Linked DNA regions of Mus musculus: all the other regions are linked to region 5. Evidence: chromatin loops called from intact Hi-C (ENCODE). Cell type or tissue: left cerebral cortex. All regions are shown on one strand. Each heading gives the region's core, and the rest is flanking DNA. Links, peaks and the distances in the headings are about the cores only.

Region 1 (4,395 bases), core at 286-4,285, 94 kb after region 5:
GACCCACAGGTTGAGAACTACTGGTTTAAAAGCTGCATCTGTGTTTATTCTACATCAAATTACTGACCCCCAAAACACCAGGGTGCCCTTAATCTTCTGAATATATTTCTATCACTCAAAGTGACTTGCTTCTTTTCTCCCAAGTCCATATGACTCTGACATCTTGGTGCTTATCTGTAGCATGTAGGACTAGCAGCAGGCCTGCCAGCCAGTGTAGTCCCCGTATAACAGTCTTTGCTTAAGCATTTGATGACTGAGAGTGCTTTGATGTTTCTCTAAAAAAATTTACAAGTCATAAATACAGAAGAGCAACGTACCAGATCTAGCAAGCACCCCCAAAAATTTAATACTAAAGGTGTATGAATTTCATCACCATGTTTACGGTAAGGTGTCTAAAACATCTAGAAGAAAGTAACTAAAACTCCATCCATCTTTATATTACCTATTTTCATTAAAAAAATAACACAAACTACCCTTTCACCTTTTATAACAAATGCATATATGCTCAGAAAGCTGAATCTTTACCATGTTCTCTATTCTCACCAGAGTTTGAGAACCATTGCAGTAGGGCTAAGTAAACTATAAACAGTTAATACCAAAGAAATTAAGAGTTACATCCATCTTTTTGCCTAACAAATTCCTTAAAGAGAGATTTGATTCTCCCTACTGTTAAGAGCCACTCATGTCATGAATGGTGGCTCATGAACAGTCTATAGTCCTAACACTTGGTAGGCTAAGGTAGAAAGATCATGTATTCCAGGCCAACCTAAGTACACACAGAGATCTTGCCTCAAAAGCAAGCAAATACAGTAACAACTGCCTATTTACACATACACTTCTCTAAAACCTTACCACAGCAGGAGCAAGTCCTTTTGAATTTTGTTTCTTCTTGGGCTTTGAAGGGGTTTGCTTGTCTGCAGTATTGTGAGCTCCACTGATTTGATTCACTTGTCTATAAAATCCATCTGAAAGGTTCCAAAGATTTTAATGTTTTCTGATTTCAAGCTGAAAGCAATATTTAATCATTTCTATAGAACCTCAAATTTTGTGATTTTTGACTAACTAGTATAAAAACAAAACCGAAAAACCCCGAAGAGACTCAGTAGAGGTAAAGACACTTGTCACCAAGCCTGATGACCTGAATTTGATTCCCTGCTCACATGTTCAAAAGGGAAAACAGATCCACATGCGCTGTGGTTGTGTATACACACAATGAAAAAGCAAACAAAGTTTAACAAAACAAAAAAACAAAATCCCAAAGAGCCCATGGTGAGTTTAATCACACAAAGAAAGAAAAACACAGATATAGTTATAGTTTTATTCTTAATGGCTAAAACACAAACAATCAAGGCACCCTTCAGTGGATGAGTGGATACAATGTGGTATTCCTGCCCAAAGAGTAATTCTGTGCAAAGAGAAAGATACGACATGACTCCATTTATGAAAATCTGGAGAACCACGGACAGTTATAGTGGTAGCAAGGCTTCGTGAGGAAGTAGAAACACCAGAGCAGACATATTTTAGGGCAATGAAAGTACTCTATATATTACAATGGCGGATACATGTCATATATTTGTCAATATCCATAGTATGTGTAACATGAAAAATAAACCCTGATACAAATTATGAATTAATTATGTATGAGCCAATGCTTAACAGCTTAAAAATGTACCAACTGAATGACTGCAAAGGCTGCATCTGTGTAGGTGTTCAGTATATATGAAATTCTCTGCACTTTAATGCTGATATAAAATTAAAACTGCTCCACTGCCAGGCAGTGGTGGCGCACGCCTTTAATCCCAGCACTTGGGAGGCAGAGGCAGGTGGATTTCTGGGTTCAAGACCAGCCTGGTCTACAAAGTGAGTTCCAGGACAGCCAGGGCTATACAGAGAAACCCTGTCTCGAAAAACAAACAAACAAACAAAAAAAAAAAAAAACCCAAAAAACCAACCAGCCAAACAAACAAAAAAACCCAAAAAACTGCTCCACAAAAATAGTTTAACATTTTAAAATCAATACATAAATTAATAATAAACACACCAACGACCATCTCCTTTAATACCACCCTGTACAATACAAGCTTATATTCAATTTAATCTGATTTTTTTTAAAAGGCATTTTTTTGTGTGTGTGAGGGGAGTGGAGGTCAGAGGACAACTTAAGGAGTTCTCTCCTACTTGTAGGAACTGAACTTGGGTAGTTGAGGTTTGATGGATAGCACCTTTATCTGATGAGCCATCTTGTCAGGATAAAAAAAGGAAAATTAAAAGCAAACAAAAACATCTCAACCAAACCTTTATTCAGTGAACTATACATCAGTAGTTTTAATTCTATCAATAATTTAGATAGACGGAATTATAATTCAGAGACAATGTGAAACTAAGAACATCTATTAATAGCTTTGCAATAATCATTACCTTGAGACTTGAGCAGGAAGGGAACACAAGTGCCCCCTGCTGGTATCAGATGAAATCACTAGCATTTCATTTTATTTTGAGCATTAAGCACTTATTAAAATTAAGACAGAACTAGCTTACCTTTTTTGTTACACCTGGTGTCCCAGATCATAATGTTGCCGTCTCTCCCCCCTGTAGAGAACACAGCTGTGGGAAGAGGCCATCAAGATGTTGGAAACGAATCAAAGACACATTCCATTCCCCTTCCCCAGAGAACACATTCTCCAAAAGCACTGAATTTGCCACCAGAGATGATAGTAAGAAAACGACAGCGTAGCAACTGTTAGCACAGAGGAGAGCTTACTGTCTAAGATAGCTCACGCTCTACACAGTTCTCACACATTACCTCAATGTGCCTGCCAATCTAGTAGGTAAGCACTAATCTTCCTATTTTGAGGTAAGGAACGTCTAAAAGTCCTCTTTCTTAGCAGATCAAAGTACTACCTCTGGGTATGAAAGAGGCAGCAGCATTGAATAGAACACAGAATTCCCACTTATTTGTACTGTTTATATTTTAGGTAACAGTGGAAGCTAGGTATATAGCTTCAGTGGTACAGCATTTGCCTAGTATGCACAAGGCCACTGCAAAATAGGCACATTTACAAAATATTTAAAAAGGAATTCTGCTCCCTATATGGAAGAGTGAGCAATTAACAAACTGATTCAACTATAATAATAGCTATAAATTGAACAAAGTCCCATAACAACTACTTGAGAGCTTTGTGGACACTGAATAAAAACACCTAATTTTGTAGGAGTTAACAACTAAATCAGGTGATTAGATGGAGCAATCGAGGCAAAGGTAACCAAATGCCAACAGAGAAACCTGCCAGCTTCCTTTTAAGATAGAGGAAGCAGGAAAGAGACTAGGGGTGGAGAGGGGCTCTATCACAACAAGAGCTGCCCAAGCAGCAGGTGAACTAGACACAGAGAGAACCTTTACTTATGTCTTCAAACTCAGCCTCTCTGGATGATATAGTGGAGTTAACAAATTGACTGATAGATCCATTGCTCTCCCATATTAATTACTACACAACTCTGAGTAAACTAAAAACTGTTTAAATACACAGTTAAAAACAGAAAATTTTATGGTATATAATATGTTTTGAATAGTTTGCCCTCTTATCCTCCAACAAGGTAAAAGTAGGGCTCTACCTTCATCAAAGCAGCTTCTTTTGGCAGCAGATGGAAACTGTTTACATACAGAGAGCCACACTGCTCAAGATTCAAATAAGTCATGGTCGTATGCCCACCCTCAGTTGGTACATCTATAACATAACTCCTACACCCAAGACCCAGTGAACACTGCAGGAGCCAGAGTGTGAAAGATTCCGAGAGCCAGAAGGGCAGAATACCTGCTCTGAGATGGTGGCTTCTAGACGGCCACTGTGCCTCTGAGATCTCAACAGTGTGGCTGCCTAATCAAAACCTACACAATGACTATACCAGTTGACATGCTAGCATGGGTAGAGGGAATTTCATAAAGCTTCACCCTTAGATGAAGAACTATAGGAAAATCAATTTCCTCTATGGACCAGCCTCCCAATAAATTTCTAATCCCCAGGGGTCAGCCTTAAATACATGCACAAAAAAAGCAACATTAAATGGACTCAGTAGGTTGTACATAGTGGTAGGTCCAAAGGAAACTATTTTCCCAAATTCCAAAAGGCAGATGAGGCAAAAGGCTAACTGTGGTGCTTATTAGCATTCCAAAGCACACTTTGTCCTTCAGGTTCCCTTGGCATCAAAAGTACCTGTTACAATTTTCTAAGTCCTAGCTCTTCTCACCATCACTACTCTAATAAAACTTCCCCAGTTCATGCCCCCCCCCCCCCATTACTCACTGTCCTTATAATCCTGCTTTTTCAGCTATGTTCCCTCTGTCTAAACCCTTCCCACTTTGTCCCTCATGCTTTGCTCATGGCCGGGTCCAGTCTG
Region 2 (4,395 bases), core at 269-4,268, 74 kb before region 5:
TTTACTGATAAGGAAAATAACTCAGAAAGATCAAAAACTTACTTTCTACTGTAACGACCTCTCCTGGCCAGACTTTCTCAACCATACTACTTGAAGTTTATGTAAAATGAGTTACAGCAAAACTACTGGCATTTGACCAAAGTCCCAAAGTCAGAAGAAACACCATCTAGATAATCACAGGTCCGAAACTAACCTGTTCAAACCTCAAAAAAAAAAAAAAAAAAAAAAAAAAGATATTTGTGAAAATACACTGAGCCCCAGACTGTTAGATAACAGCATAATAGCATTACTATAGTAGATTGAAAAGGCACATAACAAGAATTAATGACACACAGTTTTTGGTTGTTCCAATTGTCATAGGCAATATTGTCTTGTTTTGTTTTCAAAGATAATTATTTGAAATACTAAGCTGTCTATACACGTAAAGGAGCTATTTTACCAAGCCAATCCTTTCAGAAATTTAAACCAAAATAGGCTAAACACTGAAAGATGACCTATCTTAAATAACAAGTTCCTGAATTGTTCATTATGAAATAACAAGTTTTAGGTAAAAAAATTACAACCTACAAGAACACAAGTTTCAAGACCAGAAAAGGTGATTCACATATACTGATCCTGGTTTTATTTTCTAGCATCTAGCCCTCAGAGGAACTTACACTATTTATTTTTAACATTTTCAGCCTTAAAAATCATGCAACCCACTCACCTACAAGGTTTTGCAAAAATAAACTGAAAAGGTTGGATTGTTTTGTTAATCTTACTCAGAGTCTGTTTCTAACAAAACTCCTTGGCACCTTTCCAGTTCAGATGCATGTGGACAAAGTGTAAGCAAGCAGGTTGGTTGATATAAAATACTTGAAAGATCTTGGATGCCCATGGATATCTGAATCACTCCACAACCAGTGAGATTGTATTTCAGAGCAGTTAAGAAAATTTCTCTTTCATACGAAAGGGTTTTCTGCTGTTGTTTTTGCTAAAACCCACAACTGGGGGAAAATACTACTGACAGAAAAAACTCTCAACACGGTGGTATCAAGGGCACTGCCAAAGCACCAAGTAAGACAACTCCATTAAAAAAAAAAATCACTTTTCAAGCATTTTGACAACTGGATTTAAAGCAGTTTTTCCTGAGGATTTTATTTTCAAGTAAAAAGTTTTACTTCCTCAATCGAATCTGCATCAGTTTATCATGAATAATACCTTATGGGGAACACTATACACGCAAATTTCAATTTCTTTCTACTACTGACCAAATTCTGTATGTGAAAACATTGGCAGTTCCTGCTACATCTTCAACCAAACATCAGGTAACTTTGAGTCTGATTACTGATTCTGTGGATTTCTGTCCGTCTTAAAGGCAAAATCTACTACAGAGGCATCTCAAGACTAACCAGATGTTTAAAATTCAATTACTAGCAGAGGAACTAAGAAGTACAACACTAAGAAGAAGAAAACCACGTTAGCAAATTAGATACATAAGAAAAATGCTAGTATCGAGACTTCAAACTAAAATTAACAGGATAAACTAATGAAAAACAAAGGATAAAATAACTCTTAATTAAGTATAAAAGCTTAAACCTCTGAGTAGCAATTCACTATCCTAACAGGTAGGACAGAGTTATTTTAGGCTATGGCTGCACTCCACTGACAGTGCTGTATCAATTTGAACAATTCTAGTATGGTAAAGAGCAATAAAGCAACAAATGAGACACCACACACCTAACATAAACTATTTTCAAAAGTCTGTGTGATTCTACCAGTGGTATATCCTTAATTCAGAAGCACCCCGAGAGGCAGATGTAGAGTTTAAATGGGGTTCCAAGCTGTTGCTGGTCAACTGTTGATTTGATCTAGGGTTTTCTTTACACTCCTTGCCAAACTAAGTCAGGATTCATAGACTCAAAGACAAATCACAACCAGATTGGCCTTGAAAGGGATGCTGGATCTTTGTCAAAAGAATTGAAAAATCTGCTGATCATTTATCTATTTTGGCATGAGCCTTTCTTTTATTTCTTGGCCTTGTGACTCATTCTCTAGGTTTCTATCAGGTTGCAAAGAATTTCTTAAATATCTAGGAACATAAACATCTTTTCCATTAATGACATCTAGCTCATAAAATGCAAAGACGTAAAATTATTAAATTAAAAGCCAGTAATTCTCAAAGAATAAGCAAGAACGCCAGTAAACAACTCATGAAAAGCCTCCAAACCGGGTGAGAAAAGAGAGCCAAAAGGAGTGCCAAGCACTCCTGCGAGGCATTAGGCACGGATACCAATCTGAATTACTTACAAAACCTTACAAAGTCCTTGGAAGCATAGCCGCGCTAACCAAGTTCCCGTTCCACGGCAAAGAAATTACTCTTCCTTCATAACCTCTCCAAAGACAATCGAGGTCTTCTGAGGTATAACATTTACGTCTAACGAGACAGTAAGATCTGTCACCTGGTCCCGGTTTTAAGCTAGTTCTATATAGCTACGTCTAAAGGCCAGCTAACTCGGCAGCAGTTTGTTTGGACCCTGGATGTGACAACTGAGGGACAAACAGAGAAAGAGAAGAACTAGCTAAGCTTGGAGAAAACCAGGGTTGAGGCTCAGCGAGGCAGGGAGTCGAAAGACTGGACGAGGGAAGGGAGCGCAGGTACCTCTGGGGACCCTGAAATCGCCAAGGCAAGGGCAGGCGGGGCAAGCGCGCAGGTGGGAAGGGGAGTAGGGCTTGCCCCGGGAGCGCGGGCCAGGGGCGGCCGGGGGTTACCTTTGAGCTGGGGCAGGGGGTGCAGCTCCGCCTGGCTGCCCTGGCTGCGGAACTGCGACGAGCCCTGAGAGCGCTTCTGCCTCTGCGCCTTGCGCACCGATTTCCGGGTGAAGCCGTCCACTTTCTCCGAGGCCGAGATGGCGGCGCAGGCAACTGGTGCGGGCGGCGACGGCGACGACATCTCGGCGACCCGGGCGATCGGCGCCTCCCGCGGCGGCTGGCCCGGGCAATCGGCGGGGGACGGGCACGGCGGGCCTGCGCCCCTGCGCCCCGGGCCCCGGCCGCGCCGCCCTCGCGCTCCGCGAGCTGCTCCTCACCCGACAGCGCCTCACGGCCGCATCCCCGCGCCGCGCGGCCGCCTCCCGGGGCTGGCGGAGGGGAGGGCGGGGGCGCGCGGGCCGCACAAGTTGCTGACGCCCGGCGACGAGGGCGGGCGGAGGCGAGCCCGAAGTTTGGACGGCTGGGGCGAGCGCGCGGGTGCGGACGCCGGGCGCGCCTCGCGGCCCCTTAGCGCGCGGAGTCCGGACAGGTCTTCAGCGGCTGCCGCCCGCGCTGTCCGCCCGGCCGGGAGCCTCCTCCCGGGGCGCTTCCATCGCGGGTCCGCGCGAGCCGCTGCCGAGCGCTCGTTCTCCTGTCAGCGATGGCCCCTCATCGCCCGGGGCGGCCACCCGTACCCCGATCCTTGGATCCTTGGATCCCTGGAGCGTCGCCCTCGCTCAGCCTCCCGCGCCCACCGGCCGCCCACGGAGCACGCCCGGGAAGCAACTGCTACAACTTGAGAGGGTGGCTGGTTCGGGTGAGGGGGGACTCGGTGCGCGTGCGTGCGCGCTCCCGCGGCCCGGGGGAGGTCCTCGCGGGGGGTGGAGGAAGGAGTTTGACTGACAACTTCCGCGGGGTCCCACTAGCCTCCGGAGTCTCCGGAGGGGGCCGGGGCGGGAAAGCATGCCAGTGCCCTCGGCCAATCGCAGGGCTAAGCGGCAGACGGGGGTGGGGGCGTGGCCTCCCGGCTGTCTATCAAGAGTCCATAGCTGGGTGGGAGGGAGGGGCTACGTGACAGACGCGGGCCACAACCAATCGCAAGTGAAGGCAGTGAGCGGGGTGCCTTGTGCGTCACAACTGTAAAGGAAAGCTCTCGGGAGGGAGAAAGGGGAAACGCCGCGCCGCTGTCGGCTCTTGTGTACGCCTGCGCTAGGCTCCAGGCTGGGATTGTTCTCCAGACAGCGCGTTAAGAGGGAAACTACACAGGCAGCTCAGAAAGCAGAAGAGCGTCCTCCCTCTCTTTGCGCCCTGCTTACCAATGAGAACATGAAGCGAGGGCCGGGGTGCCCAAGAACACCAAGCATTGCGTCAGTCGAACGGGGGCGGGGCCAAGGTCGTGTCAGAGCAACGTGATTGACAGGCGAAGGAGCCCCGGGAGAGAAATGAGCTTGTCCAATCGGAGCGCGGGGCTACGTTCTTGGGCGGGCCTTCTCCTCTCCGGTCCTAAACCGCGTAATTGGTGGTTGGGGAGTCCATTTGTAGCTCCCGAGGTCTTGGCGCCGCGGTTCGCTGATCGCTGATCTCGCGTGGGGTTTGGGCAAGCTCGTCTCTACCACTTCAGAGAGCTCTGCAAGTCTAGGCCCTCTGAAAAGAAGTTTCCCGTTT
Region 3 (4,395 bases), core at 155-4,154, 55 kb before region 5:
CTACAGTGTACTTACATATAATAATAAATAAATCTTAAAAAAAAAAGAGTAGCTGACTACCACATTCTTCTGTAGAAGCATTAAGGCAACACTGATGCCTGAGACCCTGTAGGGACTGAGGAAGACGCTCTGGACTTGGGATCTGGATTTGAACACAGTAATCATGATTCTGTTGTAGCGACAGTCTGGGGCTGTGTTGTCTATTAGCCTCCAGTCAAATAGGACTACTGAGTCCATGAAGTGTAGTTAGAGAAAATAAACTTCAGTTTAATTAACTTTAATAGAGATTTTCTTTATTGCAAACTGACTGCTAACTCACTATATCACCCAGGCTAGCTTAAAAATCTGGCTTCAACCTTCAAGCATAGGTATGTACTGCCTTAACTCTTGAGTAGTGGGAGCAGGAGATTGGGAGTCTGGGCTAGCCTGGGCTACATGAGACTGTCTCAGACACTTCCAGTGAAAAGATAGCAAATTTAAAAATAACTTTTCTCCCAACAGTTAAATGAGAGTTGCCTGAAATTAGAAGTAAATGTTCAATAAATATTTTTAAGTAATTCTTAACCAGGACCGGGTTCATAATGTTAGCTGCTACCAATAAGATGATTTGAATTCCCACACCCAAAAGAGAACCACTTTTAGATGGAGGGGTGGCCAAGAACATTACCATCTCCATCTTAGAAATTCTGCTGGAGAAAATAAGGGGAAGATCTGAGAGACATTTTACAACTAGTATAAGCTCAACACAGCCTTTAGGGGAAGCAGTTTGGAAGTTCCTGAAAAAAAAAAAAAAAGTTGAAAACAGAGCTACCATATGGTCCAACAATTCCACTTCTGGATATCGATCCAAAGGAGATGAAATCAGTACCTTGAAACGATCCTTACACTCTGCTCTCTCCAGCACAGGGGACAATAGCCAAATTACAGAAACAGCCCATGCTGGTGGATGAATGGATAAAGAAAATGTGAGCTACATAGGTGATCTATATGATTTGGCCTTATAAAGAAGGAAATACATTCCCTGCAACATGGATAAACTTGGGGGACATCATGCTAGACACACTAGGACAAATGCTGCACCCTTGTCTCACGTGTGGCATTCAAGGAGTTAAAGAGCAGGGTAGTCACTAAGGGCAGGGAGTAAAGGAAGTGGAGACTCTCACCTGCTGACTGAAGCCACTGCCTTTTAGATGTAAGCCCTAATTTACAGTGTGGAGATCTGAGCGCCACGGTTAAATTAATGATCCTAGGGCTGGGGGGGGGGGGGGGGTCCTCAGCGGGGACATGCTTAATTAGCAAGACAAAGCCTGGCCAGTCCCCAGCCCAGAAAAAAATAACAATGTATCAATTAGTGATAATGTATAGTAATTAGATCTTAAGCATTCAGACTACCCAGTAAAGGGTACCTGCAGAGATGGTTGTGAAATACCTGTCTTCATTTGGTAATTTTGTCACAGCTTTTATCAGATGTCTGCATCTTAAATATGGACAGCTTTTGTCAGTCATTCCTCAACAAAGGTGGAGGGGAAGACCTGGAAGTTCCTCAATTAAGCAATAATTGTCTTGTTCCAAAGTCTTCCTGACAATGCCAAAATCCAATCGATTCAAATCCAGGTGTTCAGGACTTTCTTCAGGGACAGAGAAAGTCATGTGATAGAAGAAACACAACCAACTGATACTTTGGATAACCTCATTCCACAGGATTTTCAAACTCACTTTCTTTTTAAGTATTGTTGTTCCGTAGCTGAATGTTACTTTCATTGGTATAGACATTTGCAAATGTTACATTTGTCAAAGATCTCTGCTAGAGAGACCAGGCATAACTTCTGTCACAGTGAAGGGTGCCTGGCAAAAGTAGATCAAGGGCTGCCGTTGCCTGTGATGTTTGCTTGCTTGCTTGTTTGGCTTCAGTGCTCAGGCCAGGACCTTTCACATCCCAGGCAAGTGCTCTATGCCCCTGACCCTTTTGAGACAGGGTTGCTTCCAGTTTTTCAAGAAGCTAAATTTATATAACCCTGCTGGCGTCCAGTTGCCCTCCTGCCTCTGGCTTTGCCTCACCTCCCCTGGCTGAACTGTTGCAGCTTCTAAACAAGGGGCTCATCCTTCGTCTGTCCATTTGCTCCTCTTTTTACTTTTCTGAGACTGGGTCTCACTATGACGTCAGGCTGGCTCAAATTCACAGAAATCCACCTGCCTTTATTTCCAGGCTGCTGCTGGGATTACAGGCGAGCACCACCAACACCTGGCTCTTCATTCCATGGAAATGATACATATTGAAAAGATGCTTGCGCTCAGCTTGCTGAGTGAGCTCGTGGGCGGGCGTAGTTCTTAAAGTTATCCTAAAGGTGTACACGTGATATGACTCATCATCTTGTGGAATGCAGAAATAGAAGACAGTTATCTGTGCTCTCTGCCAGTGCTCAGTGTGTGTGTGTGTGTGTGTGTGTGTGTGTTGGCTGTAAAACTAGGGAGGTAATCATGAGAGAGGATGAAGAGATCTTAAGGAAGGTAAGATCTTAATGGAGATTATTAGAGATCTTAATAGAGAGAATGAAAGAAAGGAGAGGGGTACCCACCTGGGGGAAGAAAAAGAACAAGACAGAGGAGGGAGGGGACCAAGAAAGGTCAGCATGGGAGGGAAAAAATTAAAACTAAGCATGGTGAGATGTGTGAGCAGAAGATGCCGTGAGGACACCCACCATTTTGTGTGCTAATCTCACAGATCAATAAATGAACACTAGCACAGACTTACACAAAGTTAACAAATCAGACAGGCTTAAAATCAATGGGATTTAAAGTCAGCTCTAAAAGAAACCAGGCTGGAAATTATGGATGTATATATAAACAGAGAAAATTATTTTTGGTACTTAACCAGGATATTGGAAATGCTTTTTTAAGTTTTAGGATGTTTGGAATAAATCAGGTATGTGAATACTTTTTCAGCTATAAATTATGTGAAATATAAATACAGATCAAGTATTTCTGATGCAAATCTAGTATTTGAATAGAAACATTCTGTAGGTTTAAAAATACACATAAATTTGGAAAGTTCTCATGAGAAAACCAAAGTGAAATGAAAAAATTGTATACTGACTATCTGTTTAAAAGATATCTTCGAGATACTCGGAGGGAGCAAACGTGTTATTAAAATGAATTTTCTCTCAAACATCACTCCCACCAAAGAATTTTCACCTGCTTCTCTTTTTACTACAACTACAAGAACATGTTCAGTTCTATATGCGTTCATCCTGATCCTGTTGGCAGCTTGCTTGGAAGGACGGCCCCCAAGGCAGATGAGTCCAATTTATGATACTTTTTATTTATACACAGTGGGAAAGTCTAGGTTTTACTTTTAACATCTCTGTGGGGTGTTGTTGTTGTTGTTGTTGTTGTTGTTTTCTCACCTAGAACTGAGGGTAACAATGTCTTTACCTCAGCAGTTGTTTTAGGAATGATTGACTCCTGTCTGGCACAGAGTGATGACGCTCTGTAACTAAACCACCTCACCAGTGCTGATCATTATGTGGTCCTGACAGGTTCCTTAACCATTGCTTCAACTGACTGAGCCAACATGGGCCAAGCAGCTTAGAGGAGGTAGCCACCCCACTAAGTCTTCCTGAATCTTCCAGGAGTGGCTGGTTCTGATTCTTGCACTCCAAGGTGGGTGTGCGGCAGGAGCTGTAAGCCTCGGTGCTTGTAACTGCTCAACAACTTTTACAACTTTTACCTGTTGGGTCCTTTTGGAGTAACTGCCTCAGCCACTTGGCTCTCTAACTTCTCTCAAGGGCTAACCTCTAGCCCCAGGGCAATCTCTCTCCCCCTACATTCCTTAACCATTTCCTGTCTGGTGTGTATATGTGGCATTTAATTGCCTTGTACTGTTGGGTAAGGGAATGGAGTGTATTTTCTTCCTGGTTGTGTTAGGGCTAATGTTTTAAAATTTGCAAATTCCCCAATAGGGCATGATAAGTGCTTAAAATATATGTAATGGGCCAACAGCAGATGGGAATAACTGAGAGAGGAAAAAAGAATTTGACTGGGAGACCCTGTCTACAAGGGACAGGAAGTGCCACTGGAAAGAAGTTTTAGGTACGAGTTTGAGATACGCAGGAAGGACTGAGTGCAACTGATGGGGAGTGGGGGGGACCTCCTTTCCCAACTGTCTCCTACAATTATTTTTGGCTACACTCGATTTTCAAAAGTGACACAGGTCCCAATCCAGCCACTGTGGCTCTCAAAGAGCATCCCCAGAGCCCCCTTGCTCCCTCCTGCCCCTGGAGTCTTCCCCCACACCTAAGCAATTAAAATATTTGGCAAGCCTTTCTTCTACAGGAAGCCTTTGCTAACCTCTGAGTGAGTGAAATGAGGTCCCCTGCATTCTGGACTCACTGCCCT
Region 4 (4,395 bases), core at 138-4,137, 71 kb after region 5:
GCTTTACTGACCACCACCACTGGCTTTCAAAGCAGCAGATATTTAACATTATTGGCAGTTCTACATCATTAAAAATTCCTTCCTACTGCCCACTACTCAAAAAGCTAACATCACTGAAGACTCCCCAGCGCTCAGCGAAAGCTGCTGCATGTGTGTGTGGTTTGACTGTAATGACTACAGAAACCCAACACTTATTTAACTTTCTCAGTTTGGTTTGTTTTATAAGCTTAACTTACAATCTCAAAGGACTTAAACGTTTTTAATAAAATATTTAAAAATCACGAGAATTGAAATAAAGTTTAGCTAGCCCCCAGAGATTTGAATGAGACAAACTCTTTTCTAACTATAAGGGAACGCCTTTCTCCAACATAAAGTTTCTTTCTAAGAGTCTGCAAAGGGAGATATGATGCTCATTTCATGAGGACCAACATGTAGCATTTAAGGGAAAGAAAAGTTACAGCATTTCAAATACAATTTAGAGTCAACAGACACAACCTCTGCACTAACTGTCGAGATAAAGTGCTCTTTATGTTTTGCTTACCAATATACTAGACAGCTGGTGCCTTTTGTTTAAAAAAAAAAAAAGCTTATTTTCCAGGTTCTAGATTTCTTTTTAAAGCAATATCAACTTTTATAAGTAAGAAATTACTTTATCTTAAAAATCTAATGACATTTTAAAAAAAGTCACAGACCCTAGAGAACTGCCCTGGTCTCACTGTATACTGATTTTATAAAACATCTCTCTCAAGAAAGTGCCTTGCTCCCTCATGAGTGATGCTGGTTTGTAATAGAAATCTGGTTTAAAAAAAAAGAAAAGACCTCCACAGCTTTCAAAAACTCAGCTTTCTGATGTTTTCTCCTACATTCTCCAAAGAGTTGACATTGATACCGTACATGAAGACAATATGAATGTACGAAGTGAATATCACATTTTTATCCAGTTTGAGAAACACACACACACACACACACACACACACACACACACAAATATAGTGAACAAATGATATATTTCAAATAAGCTCACGCTTGCTTAAGGCATCTTCTGCAGAGGATGTCTTCAGACTGGCCTTCACGGATGGGCCCTGTGCTGGACTAGCACTCTCCACTGTCCACAAAAGCACTCCTTGATTCCTGCATCCACGAGCTGGACGTGATTACCACAGACTGCTAGAGTAGACTACAGAGGACAAGCCGCCCCGGGAACTGGAGACAGCACTCACCTAGGCAGCTGTGCCTATACACAGTGGGGCCTGACTAGGTCTGCTAAAGAGTAGAAGGACTTTTTCCAAAATGAAAAGATGACCATTTTCTTAAAGACCAGAATTTTAAAGCCTTTTTAAAAAATCTTTGTAGACCCAAGTTCAATGAACTTCAGATTAGCATCTATAATTCAGTTGAGTGTTCAGGACTGCAGAAGTCATCTTGAGTCTTTCTACGAAAGTATGTACATATCTTCCTCATGGAGCTGGGAGTAATGGTGACCTAGAAGAAAGCGTAGAGTTAGCGACACCCCAAGTTAAAGTTCCAAGTCCCCACAGCAAATGTCTAGGTTAAAACTGCTATTTTCTTGAGCGAATCAAAATCAGCCCCTCAATTGATAAGTGCAAAAACAGCACTTTCTTCATTTTCTTCCAAAAAAGGAACATTTTTCTGATAAATATTAGTTGTAATATAGTGACACAGCCCCACAATCTCAGCACCTGGGAGACTAAGGCAGGAAGGTCCTGAGTTCAAAGCCAGTCTGGGATACATAGTGAAAGCTTGTAAGTCAATAAAACGTAAAAACACCAAAACCAAAACACAACAACAAAACCCAAAACTTAAAAAACTAGATCAGCACACTGGTCTCAAAGCTTTTTAAGATTTATATTGTCAGTGAAAAGTAATCATGGGGGTCAGGAAAGACAGATGGGAGCCACAGGGACACTGATGACAAATTTTTGGCTAGGAACACAGAACATTCCTACTATTGAGAAAAAGAAACTTTGTCATTTTCTGTACCAAAATTTTGGTTTGGCTTGCAGAGTAAATAGCCTTTATATATCTATCTTTTGTTTCCTTTCCCTGAAGCACAGGCTAGGTTAAGGATGTTAAGTGAGGCAGGATACTCACCACATTAGTACTAGTCTAAAGATAGCTTCTGCCCCTAATTGGATTGGAGTCCTTTCCATCTCCCTTTTAAACTTAGAACAAGAACCTTGCGAGCCCCAGGAACTGAATGCCCCTCCCCATAACTTCACACCGAGTAACAGCAGCTCTGCATTGCTCTGCTGGTGTGCATGGCTTACCTAATGCTCAGCTACTTCTATCTTTACCACTCTTAGGCTTTACAAAGCTCACTTATTTCTCTTACCATAATTAAATGTCCTGTCAGTCACTGAAAAGTGAACCTTAGAAATAAGTGTTCAGAATATTGCTATATGCAAGACAATCAGAAACTTGAGGAAAAGCCAACAAATAAAAATAAATTAAAAAAAAAATCAAGGATTCTGTAATTTAATTGCTTTGAAATATCTAAGTTTCATTTTGATCATAAAATGCAATTACAAGCTAAAAAAGTCTACTTAAGGATGTTGGCAAGTTTCCCAAGAATAAAGTTTACCTAAAAAAAAAAAAAAAAAAAAAAAACCCATACTGTCTACCAGGAGAGATATTTTTGAATCGACACTCTGGATGGTGAGAGGAAGGCTTTAGTGAGTCAAGCAGTAAGACTGAAGAATGTGAGCAGACAAAAGGATTAATGGAGTAACAGGGCGAAGTTATTAACCTGATTCCCAGACAATCTTGAGAACTGCACCTAGTCCCCTTCAAATAGGACATGTGTCCTCCCACATTTAAGCTTACCGGGCCTGGTGACGTCTTCCCACTTTGTCTCCTGGAACTGGGTGTCTGAGATGATGGACTTCTTGGGGATGAATTTTCTGCCTTGCGTTTGGCTGCTATGGCCAACAACCAGTTCTTATTCTCTGGAGAGCTATTCTCTTTGCCCACCATCTCAGATCCTTCTCCACAAGGTCTCAAAGGAAGAGGCAGTGGTCCACAGCCTTCAGAAGCATAAGGACTGACAGGAGAAGGAGGTTCTGAGATGCTTGTGCCAGCACCTTCAGTCTTGCTTGATTTGGTAGGACCCTCGGAGTCTTGGCTAAGGACTTCCTGGGTGCCGGAAAGGCAGCACAGATCCAAACGAAGACTCTCCGCTTGGCCGTCAAGCTCAGTGACACAGTTGCAACTCTTCACACACTTTTGTTTCACACTCTCCAGACAGCTTGAGTCAAGACGCCTCTTCACTCTATTTCTAGATTCAGAGCAAGCATCTGCCTGTGATGACTTCTGGCTCACAGGAATAAGAGCTTTTCTTGGAGATGAGATCTTTGTCTCAGAAGCAGGTGGAGTGACAGGTGGTGATGAGGAAGGTGTTCGGGTCACCCAGTTTCTAAGCGACATCTTGAAAGATGAGAGTGGCTTGGGAGACACAGAAGAGATGGAGCCTCTTCTGCTGACTGAAGAACGGGTCGTGGCAGGAGTGGTTTTGACTGAGAATGTGGGGGTACTTGAAGGAAGAGGGAGGTCTCCTGCACAGCTCGGAGTACAAGCTGCTGACGAAGGAGAGGAGATGGATGGACTGCTCTTGGCTCTGGGAGCTTTGGCAGGAGTACTCTGGCTACTTGGTACCGTTACTGAAAATGAAGAAGAGCATGAAAATCAGAAAGAAAATGATGTAATAAAGTCCTTGATTTTTTTCATCAAGGGGCATATCTAACATCATCATCTAAGGGTTGGTTTGTCAGTAAATAGCTAAAATCATTCCATTTCTACCATACCCCCCTAGCAATTTTCCTCTCCTGTGTCTAACTGCCAGTTTCCTAAGCCCCTGATGTAAAACATATACTTGGCAAAGCCTAGGAGAGATAAAACTTCTAAAGCACAAGCACCACCCCCAACAGTCTCCACGTGCAGATGACACAACGCACACCACAAACTTGCTACAAAAAACGAGATCAAAAGGCACATGGTGTTTCACCATAACAGTTCTACTTTTTATCCTATGAATTTGGGGATAAACGTGTTATTGTAACATATGCACATATTGTAAAATGATTAAATAGATCTATGATATAATCTATCACCTCATAATATGATTAATATTTAAAAATTTTCCATGTTCTTGCTTGTATGCACACAAAACTTTATAACCTTCAAATAATATCTCCTACTTGTTGATCTGCCCTCCTTTTTTTGAGACAGGGTTTCTCTGTGTAGCCCTGGCTGTCCTGGAACTCACTTTGTAGACCAGGCTGGCCTTGAACTCAGAAATCCTCCTGCCTCTGCCTCCCAAGTGCTGGGATTAAAGGCATGCGCCACCACTGCCCAGCTTGATCTTTGATCTTATAAGCA
Region 5 (4,395 bases), core at 289-4,288:
TTACCCATTAGGTCATCCTTTAACAAAACATAAAATGAAACAGCTGAAAAGTGTGTCACCCCTCCCCTCACCCCGTGGCCCTTGATGTCCTGGAGGGCAAGATGGGGAACAAGACAAGACCAAGTTCCTGTTGGCAATTGGAGGGAACCATTGCTTTCCCTGGGGCTGAGTCTGTGGTCTGCCCGAGGCCTGCTCCCAGCTCAGCATCAGGCAAAACCTTCTACGATGCAAGACTGCCTAGGTTCAAATCATGACTCTGCCACCCAGATCTGAGTGGTTGTAGGGAGGGGGGTAGAGAAAGGAGGCAGTTGCTTAAAACGTCTGTGCCTGTGGATCCCCATCTATAAATCCAAGGAGACTAAGGAGTTGGCACTATCTCATTTGCCAGCAGGTGTGAGGCACTGGTTTGATCCCTAGCACCTTATATAACGAACATGGTAGCACACATTTGTAATCCCAGAACTTGGAGACAGAGACAGAAGAAACAAGTCAACTCCATGCACATAGCAAGTTCAAGGCCACCCTTGGATACCTGAGACCTTATGTGTGTGTGTGTGTGTGTGTGTGTGTGTGTGTGTGTTTGAGAGAGAGAGAGAGAGAGAGAGAGAGAGAGAGAGAAAGAGAGAATATGAATGACAGAGACACACATACATAGAGAGAGACCTGGGCCAGAAACCAGGGGGAATTACAGATGGATGTCTGGAGGCAGAGTATGGGACACCGGGAGATACTTGGCAAGCCTGTTTCCTCTGTTGGGTGAAGCTTCAGAATTCCTCTGACTTGGCTGTGAATCCTGTGTGTGATTTGTATATTTAATGTTGAACATTGGGTTGCGTATCCCATGCTGCCAACTGGGAGTGAATGGATGGTGTCAAAGTGACCCTCCTTTGGCCAGATGGTAGAGAACACTACTGACACCGCTTACCACAGAGCTTCTCTCCCCGTCAAAAACACCCAGCCTAGCTGGGGATAAAGTATTTATTAGGCCAATATGGGGACTCCTTAACATCTAAAGAGAGCAACTAAATTTTTTTTAGCCCTTAAGTGGTTGTGGAGGTCAGAAGACAGAGAATGAGCCTGTTTTTCTCCTTCTGTCACATGGATCCTGGACCCTAGGGACTGAACTCAGGTTGTCAGGCTTAGTGGTAAGCACCTTCATCCGCAGAGCCATCTCAGGGGCCACTAAAAAAGGAGAAAAAAAGTTTATTTTTCAATTAAATAAAAAGACCAATCAGCCAGGTCGGTGATCCCAGAGGCTCAGGAATATAAGACAGGAGGGTCAGAGATTCAAGTCTAGCCTGGGCAATTTAGTCTCCAAATATAAAGTTAAAAAGGAGCCAGAGCTGGGCAGTGGTGGTGCACGCTTTTAATCCCAGCACTTGGGAGGCTGAGGCAGGCGGATCTCTGAATTCGAGGCCAGCCTGGTCTATATAGAGTGACAACCTATAGACAGGACAACCAGGGCTACACAGAGAAACCCTGTCTCAAAATAAAATAAAATAAAATAAACAAACAAACCAAAAGGAGCCAGAGCTGTAAATCAGTGATAACATAGAAAAAGGGAGGAGGGGGGAGAAGAGGGAGAAGGGGAGGAAGGAGAGGGTAAGAGAGAGGTAGAGGGGGGGGGGGAGAGGAGGGAGAGAGGAGAAGGGAAAGAGGAGGAGGGAGAGGAGGAGGGATAAGAGGGAAAGGAGGGAGAGGAGAAGGAGGGAGAGGGGGAGGAAGGAGAGGGAAAGAGAGGGGAGGAGAGGGGAGGAGAGGGGGAGGAAGGAGAGGGAAAGAGAGGGGAGGAGAGGGGAGGAGAGGGGGAGGAAGGAGAGGGAAAGAGAGGGGAAGGAGGGGGAGGAGAAGGAGGGAGAGGGAGAGTAAGGAGAGGGAGAGAGAGAGGGGAGGAAGGGGGACCTCCTAGTGGAGTTTCCCTGCTGCCTACCTCTGCTCACCTCACTTCCACAGCTTTCATCTCTGACCCTCAGTGATCTGCCTACCAATGGCCAGTCAGTAGTTCTCTCTGCAGGAAATTCAGCTCTTTGTCATGCCAGGCGCATGGCTGGACAGCTCCTCTGCTGCCAGGGGCACTGAAGCCTTAGCCTTGTGTTAAGGAAAGGAGGGCTCCGTCCTGACTCTATTTACTGGCCATAAGACATGAGACCTGAGCAATCCTCACCCCAGAGATTAAAGAAAGTTGTCATAAACCCCACCAAGTGATGGGGGAACGGGCTCAGACACAATCTGCCAGGGTCAGAGACAGGGTTCCCCTAGAGACCTGTCTGCTTCCATAGCCTGTCTTTCCCACCAAGCACTTGGCCTCTGAGTGTTCTTAGTCCCATTCAGATGAGCACTTAATATTCTAGTACACCAGTGCCTTGGAGCAGGGAACAATCGAGAGTTGTTTGTGACCCTTCCTTGGAAAAGGGAGTCAGCTCTCCCAGAAGAGTTTCCTATTCTGTATAAAGTCTGGACACTCTTTACAGACTTCCCCCACTGGCTCTGGGGTAAGATTCCAGCAAAGGACCATGGAGCAATAACATGTTACCCACATAAGCAAATCTCAAGCACCAACTCCCCAAGAAACCCCTAAGTGGTAAAACTGTCTTCTTGTTAAGCTTTGAAATTAAGAGTCTAAGTAGAGGGGCCAGAGAGATGGCTGTTCTTGCAGAATACCAGAGTTCAGTCCCCAGCACCATATAGCAGCTCACAGCAATCTGTAACTCCAGCTCCAGGGTACAGATGCCCTCTTCTGGCCTCCTCAGGAACCGAACACGCATAATGCACATACGTGTGTGTGTGTGTGTGCAAGCAAAGCATATGCACATCATATAAAAACCATACATACATCAAATAAACACAAGCTAACCTATTTTAACAAGAGTCTGAAGCAGAGACACTTCAGTCAACTGTCCGAGGCAGTTCAGCTAGAAAGTGGCTGGCCAAAGTGTCAACACAGCACAATGGCTCTTCCTTCTGGCTGCCTCCAGATTAGCCTGGTTTTGTTTTTAACAGGGTCTTGGGGAGAAAATGCCTTCTCTCTGGATTACCTAGAACTAACACTAACCACACAAGGACTGAGGTCAATAGGATATTCTGAGACAAATAAAGCTTTGGCAATCACTCCTCTTCTCCCCTAAAACAGTTGTCAAATTTGCAGGCTCCCTTGTGGCTCTTCAGCCCTGCGGATTCACTGTGTGACTTCTGCAGGCTCCCATGTGGCTTTTGAGTGGATTCTTTGTATCCTCCTCCTCTGTCTCTGTTATCTCAGTCTCCTGCTTCCTCCAATCCACACTGCTTTTCTCAAAGGAGTCTACTGCGGGTGGTGGGTGGAGGAAAAGGAAACGCAGAGGAGGGGTAAGAAGCAGCCCCTTTACTGGGAAGCGTGGAGACAGTTTTTAGATCCTGAGATCCGCCTGCAAATAGAGTATGCATCATGCAGATAATACAGTCTATGTAAACACTGCATACTTGGACACGCTTTGCACCAGAGTCTATGCACACTGAGCCTGTTCTCCTGGAGCTTAGGGGTAATGAATTAGACGATGAGCCCTACACCAGACTTGAGTGTTGATGATCTGGGATTCTGTGTCTATGACATGAGCCCCAGTCCGGCCTCAGAGAGGGGCTGTAAAGACAGGAGGAACATGACTCAGCAGGGACCCTTTTTCGCTCCTCTGTTCCTCTCTAGCCTTTAGTGATGGCTTACCTCTTCCCTCCCACACAGACGCACCTGATTTCCCACACTCTTCCCTCTCCTCCAAAGCTCTCATCCAGAGGCCTCGCCTCTCTCCTTGTACGTGGGGAGCTGTGTTCTTGGCTCTGAGACACATTTCTTAAATTGTTTGCCACAGTTGAGAGTGACTCAGCCGTTGCTTAGGGATTTAATTAGCCAGCAATAGGAGGCTTGAAAGAGATCAGCCTCTGGGGACTTTCTTCCTTCCTGGCTGGGTGAGAACGAAATAACAAGAAACCTGGAACTATCCTGTCCTCTACAGAAGGCACAGTCACACAGGGCAGATTCGAGCATTTACAACGTAGCTGCTCAAACTAAGATGTACAGAAAATATAAAATATGCACCCAACCAAAGGTTTATATGAAAATTAAATATCTCATTAAGTTAATATTTATTACAAGTTTAAATGACAATGTGATTGTTTTATTAGCTTCAACCACTTTTTAAAACGGGGCTGCTAGACCATTTAAATTTACCTACGTGCCTCTTGGGTGTTGCTGCTATAGCAACATCCAAGTATTCTCAATTTAATAGTGTATTCTCAATTTAATAGTGACTTAACATACCAACATTTTGACACTACTTTTGGTTTTTGGGTTTGGTTTTGTTGGGTTTTGTTTTCATTTATTCTGTTTTTGGTGTGTGTGTGGGGGGGGGGGGAGAATGCTGCATG

What was found. Peaks named below come from ENCODE experiments on the same cell type or tissue, not always from the same donor. Only the 100,000 strongest peaks of a DNase experiment are listed, where the experiment ranks them.
Region 1: a loop joins it to region 5, with 2.3 times the contacts of the local background. A loop is called at or near these places in 5 of 42 quality-filtered maps.
Region 2: a loop joins it to region 5, with 8 times the contacts of the local background. A loop is called at or near these places in 13 of 42 quality-filtered maps.
Region 3: a loop joins it to region 5, with 2.2 times the contacts of the local background. A loop is called at or near these places in 4 of 42 quality-filtered maps.
Region 4: it touches region 5 in a loop (9-fold over the local background); 6 of 42 quality-filtered maps call a loop at or near these places.

What each region holds. Positions count from the first base shown.
Region 1 is chr1:191,560,573-191,564,967 of GRCm38, forward strand. Dtl (denticleless E3 ubiquitin protein ligase) reads right to left here. Exons shown (of 15, transcript NM_029766.3): 6 at 2,539-2,604; 7 at 853-965. Among named protein-coding and RNA genes, the nearest start is that of Dtl, 13 kb to the right of the region's middle. In left cerebral cortex, for the core only: a CTCF peak has its summit at 2,458 (motif pointing left); a DNase peak (open chromatin) is centred at 2,492.
Region 2 is chr1:191,393,485-191,397,879 of GRCm38, forward strand. It overlaps Ppp2r5a (protein phosphatase 2, regulatory subunit B', alpha), which reads right to left and starts at 3,557. Exons shown (of 13, transcript NM_144880.4): 1 at 2,752-3,557. The coding sequence starts at 2,932. In left cerebral cortex, for the core only: no CTCF peak of the experiment used is centred there; DNase peaks (open chromatin) are centred at 810, 1,817, 2,337, 2,526 and 4 more places; H3K4me3 peaks cover 3,723 bases; H3K27ac peaks cover 2,544 bases.
Region 3 is chr1:191,412,255-191,416,649 of GRCm38, forward strand. No RefSeq gene overlaps it. Among named protein-coding and RNA genes, the nearest start is that of Gm32128, 6.1 kb to the right of the region's middle. In left cerebral cortex, for the core only: no CTCF peak of the experiment used is centred there; a DNase peak (open chromatin) is centred at 2,340; H3K27ac peaks cover 445 bases.
Region 4 is chr1:191,537,860-191,542,254 of GRCm38, forward strand. Dtl (denticleless E3 ubiquitin protein ligase) reads right to left here. Exons shown (of 15, transcript NM_029766.3): 14 at 2,845-3,677; 15 at 1-1,482. The coding sequence ends at 1,384. Among named protein-coding and RNA genes, the nearest start is that of Dtl, 35 kb to the right of the region's middle. In left cerebral cortex, for the core only: no CTCF peak of the experiment used is centred there; DNase peaks (open chromatin) are centred at 2,208, 3,297 and 3,904; H3K4me3 peaks cover 1,644 bases; H3K27ac peaks cover 1,618 bases.
Region 5 is chr1:191,467,002-191,471,396 of GRCm38, forward strand. No RefSeq gene overlaps it. Among named protein-coding and RNA genes, the nearest start is that of Gm32200, 4.2 kb to the left of the region's middle. In left cerebral cortex, for the core only: CTCF peaks have their summits at 2,712 (motif pointing left) and 3,907; DNase peaks (open chromatin) are centred at 2,082, 2,314, 3,370 and 3,821; H3K27ac peaks cover 2,293 bases.